Regions from separate parts of the Mus musculus genome. Here region 2 is linked to region 1. A link is a contact called in ENCODE Hi-C or POLR2A ChIA-PET data. All regions are on one chromosome and are shown on one strand. The core of a region is the stretch at or near the end of the contact, and the rest is flanking DNA. Distances in the headings are between cores, read along the strand shown.

What was found. A loop is a pair of places that touch in the nucleus more often than their neighbours do. ChIA-PET counts read pairs that join two places held with the same protein, here RNA polymerase II (POLR2A).
Region 2: a loop to region 1 is called in a map of left cerebral cortex, with 2.9 times the contacts of the local background. The contact joins the enhancer-like site here to the promoter of Map3k1 in region 1. A Hi-C loop is called at or near these places in 3 of 37 maps with a recorded cell type or tissue (CH12.LX, T-helper 1 cell and left cerebral cortex). POLR2A ChIA-PET finds 5 or more read pairs at or near these places in 1 of 5 experiments (Patski).

What each region holds. Positions count from the first base shown.
Region 1 is chr13:111,807,700-111,810,487 of GRCm38, forward strand. It overlaps Map3k1 (mitogen-activated protein kinase kinase kinase 1), which reads right to left and starts at 1,294. Exons shown (of 20, transcript NM_011945.3): 1 at 804-1,294. The coding sequence starts at 1,270. Gm15327 (a long non-coding RNA gene) reads left to right here and starts at 1,439. Exons shown (of 3, transcript XR_382912.2): 1 at 1,439-2,048.
Region 2 is chr13:111,978,277-111,981,200 of GRCm38, forward strand. No RefSeq gene overlaps it. Among named protein-coding and RNA genes, the nearest start is that of Gm15322, 15 kb to the right of the region's middle. Within about 2 kb of position 1,336, at least 2 of the 3 ENCODE cell types and tissues checked have a DNase peak (open chromatin) inside an H3K27ac peak, as active enhancers do.

The DNA.
Region 1 (2,788 bases), core at 44-2,543:
AGTAGCCAAAACAGGGCGAGGCCAAAGAGCCGTTGGTGTAAACTATCTTACGCACATCCTACTTCTGGTGCACCGGAAGACCCCTGCGAGCAAAGCGGCAGCCCCGCACCGTCCCTGTCCCCGCCACGCAGCGGGGCTGCGGGGCGCAGTCCCCACAGCTTTGAAGCTGAATGGCTGACACATCCGGTCCTGGATCCCACAGCATTCCGCCAAAAGCTAACTTCAAAGCCGGATTCAAACTCCCAGCACCGGGCGCTCTAGCCCCCGAGGTGCGGGAGGAATTCCCAAGGACACGCAGCGAGGGCAGCCACGGAGTCCCCGCAGACCCGGCCGCCCCGCGAGCCCGCAGCGTCCGCCTGCGTCGCTTTGACAGGCGCCCCCCCCCCCCGCAGTCCCCGGAATCCCCCGGCCGCCCGGGGCGCGCCGCCGGAGCCCGGCCCGGTACCTGCCCGCGGGCGCGCGTCCCCGTGGGGCCGAGGGGCTCTAGGCTGTCACAGCGCGCAGACCCACCGCCGTCACCTTCGCGCTCCGAGCCCCCCAAACTCACTTCGCGCCGCGGGGGCTCTCAGGACCCGGCCCGGGGAGCCCCGCACCTTCGCGGCTTCCACGCCTGTCACATGTCCGCAAACAATAACAAACTCTCCCGCACGTTCCCGTCCCGTCCCCACGCCGTCCCGGGCGCCGCCCGACCTTCAGGGCTCGGGGACGCGGGCTCCCCCCCCACCCCCAACGAGCGGAGCCCCGGGAGCAGCGCGCCCCGCTCGCTTCATTCATTGCCCGCCCGGCCCCGGCCCGCCGCTCACCCGGAGGGGGCCGCTGCAGAGGGCGGCTCGGCCCCCGCGGGGCTCCGGGCGCCGCTGTCCCGCGCGGCCGCCAGCTCGGCAGAGTGGGAGCCGCAGCGACTCGCCGCTCCCGGGGGTGGCGGTCCCGCCGCGGGCTGGAAGCGACTCGCTCCTGCAGCCGCGTCCGCGGGCTCCGGCGACGGGGAAGTAGATGGGCAGGGCGGCGAGGCGGCGGCGAGGAAGAGCGGCTGCTCCGGCAGCTGGTCCAGCTCCACACTCCGCACTTTGCGCAGCTGCCGCCGCCGCCAGTCCGCGCGCTCGCGGCCCGCGCTGCCAGGCTCCCGCAGCAGCCCCGCCGCGCCCGCTGCGGGCGCGCCGCTTCCCTGGAGAGCTCCTCCTCCTCCGCCGCCGCCGCCCGCCTCGGGACTCGCCGCCGCGGCGCCCGGGAATCCCGACGACGAGGCGCGATCGCCCGCCGCCGCCGCCATTTTCTCTCGCGGGCTACATTCGCTCGTGCCTGCGGGGGAGGGAGGGGGCGGGGAGAGCGCGGGGGGCGGGCGGAGCGGCGGGCGGGTGGGCGGGCGCGCGCTGCTGCCGAGGGCGCGGGCGCGGGCGCGAGCGGGGCCGCGCCTCCCGGCCGGGGCCCGGGAGCGCGGAGCGGCGGGCGGGCGCGCGGCGCAGGTGGGAGGGCAGGGGCAATGCGGGGAACCGGGCGCCGGGCGTTGTGCGCTGCAACCAGGCCGCCGCCAGGTAGTGCGAGACCGGGCGGGGCAGCGGCTCGGCGGGAGCTCGCCCACCCTTGAGCAAGCAGTAATCCGAGCGTGAGTCCCTGGTTCTGGAAGGGGACGCAAGCCGGAGGACTCACGGTCTGTCACTTCACGCGTTTAGTAGCGGTTGCTGGGGGGGCCCCCGCGCGCACCGGCCCGGCCCGCGCCCGAAGCGCAGGTGGCGCCCCGGGACTGTCGCCTGCCGCAGACGGGCGGACGCGAAGCCTTCTCTTAGGAAAGCAGACCTCTTGTCCCGCCCTCGTGTCACAAATAACACTACTTAAGATTTCTTGCGCTACCTTGTGCACCTCTGAAGCTGCTGGTTTGGGACACCCTCCCCCCCACTCCCCCGGCTACGCAGAGGGACCAACCCGGGTACTCTGCCAGAGGTTACTCCCCCGTCTTGGAAAGGCAGGCTCCAACCGAAAGCGGGAGAGCACGTCTGGGGAAGGAGCCAGCGCTATGCCAGGAAGCGCTGGATCATGCCATCTTCTACCAGGTCTCTCCCCACCCCCAACAGATGCTCCCAGCTGCACGTCCCTCTTCCTGGCAGTCAGGTGACAGGCCGGTTCCCGGGTCCCCCACCTCCCTCCCGCCGCCGCTCCCTGGTTGCCCTGTGCGGCGTCCCTCGCCTTTCTCCTGCCCCAGAGTCTAGAAAATGTGCTGGAGATAGAAAAGCAGTATACGTATATGGGATTTCCCCCCTTCGACCCTTTTTCAACGGGATAAAGCTGCCTTGTCGTCCCTATCTCACCCGCCTCTGCCACTTTTTTTTCCCCTAGCCACTTTGTCTAGAATAGACAATCTCTCAGAACCCAGGATTTCTAGATTTATTTTGTGAAACATTAAGACATGAGGCGTGGGGGGAGGGGTAAGAAGGGTTTTCATCTTACAGAGAAAGGAAAGATCTCTCCAGCATTTAGACAAAAGCCTGAACTAGCTCAAAATAATTCATTTAACCTCTCCAAAGTAGATCAAATGAAGCCCTCCTTAGGTGTGTAATGTCAGCCAGAGAGCAAGGTGAGGCAAAAGGGATTTTTAAAAAGGGATCCTGACTTCAGCTTGAGCTCGGTGTTATACTTACTGCTATAACATCTGGCACGCTACAGTTCTCAATGGTTACATTAAAAGGTACACGTTTTGAAAGTTTAGATTAGTCTGTTCAAGATTTAGGTCTACATTTAGGCTATAATTATATGCTCTTTTAATGGTAGACAAGCATAACATCCAAACCAAACA
Region 2 (2,924 bases), core at 86-2,585, 170 kb after region 1:
CAGATTTCACCTTCCAAGAAGGCCCGACTTTTTTTTTTTTTTTAAATACATTTACTAAAACCCATTTGGTGCTCAGTGGCTAATGTGCTTTCTTTTAAAGTCAGACGTATTTCTTTCAAAACCAGCTTGTTTCTGGCGATCTGTAGAGATTTGCCGTTTCAAAATGAGTGACCTTGACGCACACCTCCAGGCTCAGCCGTAAGACATGGTGCACAGGGTACTTTCCCTCCATCTTTGAATTGGACCCTGCGGTTACTGAGTTATGGGAAATAGTGCCATGATTGCTTGCCGTGTGTGTGTGCATGATCGTGTGTATGTGTGCTCACATGCTAGGGAGCCAGGTGCCACTGGGTTTTGGATTAGGAAGCTGGCTTTGCATCTATTTGAATGCTTGAGCAGCCCAAAGGGTTCTTGTGCACAAGCCCTGCCTTGGCTAACTCCTGTTATTATCTTGCTATGGAAGGTCATGCCAACTGCTTAATTACACGGAAAGTTATGAAACAGCCCAGGCAGCAGAACACTGATCAGCTGTGGACTCCTAAAGGAAAATAAACCCTTCTTGCAGCCAGGATGGCTGCGAGCCACCAGGCGTGTCTGTCCGTCCATGCCTGCATGTATAGCTCCCTTGTATAAAAGGGGTGCCCATGGCTGGGCAAAGTCCTGGATTCACCTTTCTAACAGGGTTATGGGTCATAACACAATAGAACCATTTTAATCAGAGCGAGATTATATCTGAGCACTTCTAGTCCGACTTTTCCTTTCATTGAATGTAAACAATTAAACCTCTCTTGGAAGCTTTCCTGTTCACTCCACAGCACGCCGCAAAATAGCCATGCCGAGCACTGAGACGGGCATTATTAAAGAGAGCCAGCTGCTGCAGTTTCAGGCCCATCTGACTTACCTGCCCTTCAGCCATCACCTCCGAGGGGAAACTGAGTTTATGGAGGAGCGGGCTCTTCCGGTTTAGTCTGTCAGGTGCCTGCCAGGCTTGGCTTCATTCTCACCTTAAAAGCACTCAGATTTTGGATTTTTACACATTGCTTTGTTTTATCTGCCTTCATGGAGAAGACGCCAAAAGAGGCCTTTGTGGTAATTAGAGGCTGAGGGGAAAGCAGACTTCTCGAGAAAGAGAAGGCATTTCTGTGCTGAAGAGCCCTTTTCACCGGAGCAAGCAGGATCCTCTCTACTTCTACAGGAAGCAGCTTGCCCACTGCAGAGGGGTGGGGTTCCCTCGGATTTCTCTGAAAGCATTTGGAGAAGGAAAAAGCCAGGCTCCAATGCCAAAAGACAACTTTAACCCTCCACTCGCAGAGCCCAAGGTCAACCAAAGGTCACAAGAGTACTGCTGAAATCCGAAATCCGCGGGCTGGGGAGCTCCCTCGGGGCTGCCTCTGATGCTGCAGGAATCGATAGCTGAGATCCACTCCCTAAAGGGCTCACTTGTTGGCCTGTGACGGATGAAGTGGTTCGAGGTGCCCATTAGGGTGCAGAGTAGACACTGATATAGACTTGAGCTCCCACGGCTGCCCCGCCCCTTCTTGAAACCTAATTTAGACCATATCAGAGTTTTCATAAAGACATTCCTGATACCATTGTGCTGTAAATCCTGTCTGATCCGACCTTCAAATACTTATGCAAACTGAAATATGTCTGGAAAGAAGTCAAAACAAAACAAATATGCCACACCATCTCTTTGCAGCAGGCCCCTCCCTCCTCATTTACATTTCAGCTCAGACCTCTCCAACCGGCTCCCAACTGTTTAGGCCAGTTAATTAGTTATAATTGCAGCGATTGTTTCTCTGAATGCACTGATGGCCTTATGTCTGAAAGCCAGCTTAGCCCGGTTTCCAGCATGTGTGAACTGCGTTGGTAGCATTATTTTGTAAAAACTCATTACAGATAAGTGCAGTTAGTTTAGTCTCCATCAAGACCGGCCGTAGCAATAATTCGCTTTCTTCAAACATCTACAGGTTGTTGTGTTCCAGGAGCTGTGACCTCAGCCTCTGCCTTCGCTCTGTCATTTCAGTGGGCTGTTTCCCCGCGGGAGCATTTTGGGTGAAGCGCTCTTAGTTTCGGATGCAGTGTGTTAATGATAATTTACGTCACTGGCAAGTTGTAGCAACATTGAGATCTCGTGGTCTATCTTTTGGCTCATAACACCATGTAATTAGAGAGAGTGGAAACTGGGAGAGTAAAGTGACTGTGTGCTCATATTACAGTCCTGAAACCAAAGGGAAGAGAAGAGGAAGTGGCTGTTTCTGACGAGGATGGGCCTCTCTTTTACTCCCACAAAGGAACGTCACAATCTTCCAGATTTAAAGGGGGAAATAAATGGTCATAAGGTTTGCCTGGTTGTATTATTAATCCATTCATCTAACATGTAGTGAACACTGACAGAGAGGTATGTTTAGAGAGGTAATAGTGTTCTTGTATGTTGTAGGGTTTGCATTCAAATATCACACTTCATTAAGGGGATTTATTCAGTCTTGTGAGGTAGGCAGGGTATGTATCCATTAGTTCACCCATTGGATGAGGAAATGGGAGCTTGCAAAGGTTAATCGACTCACTGGCCTGGGTCCCAAAGCTGGCGAGAGCCTCGGTTAGGAATCAAGGATTTGACTCTATATTTCATCAGTCTCCCTTCCATCTTAAAGACTGAAGAGTGAGGAAGCAAGACACATAAAAAGATTCCGGTAGAAACAAGATGGCGGCCATAGTTGCATCTCACGGATCTAGTGAGACCTGCACGCACCAGGACTGGATATTCTGGTAAGTGAGAAATGCAAACAAATAAGGGGGTGTTGGTGATAATAGGAGTTCCTCAAGACAAGGGCCCAAGATCTTTGCCTATGAGGTGTTCCTCGTGTCTGCTACATCCTTACTTACCAAGCACCTGTTAGTATCCTGAAACAGGCAGGGGAGCA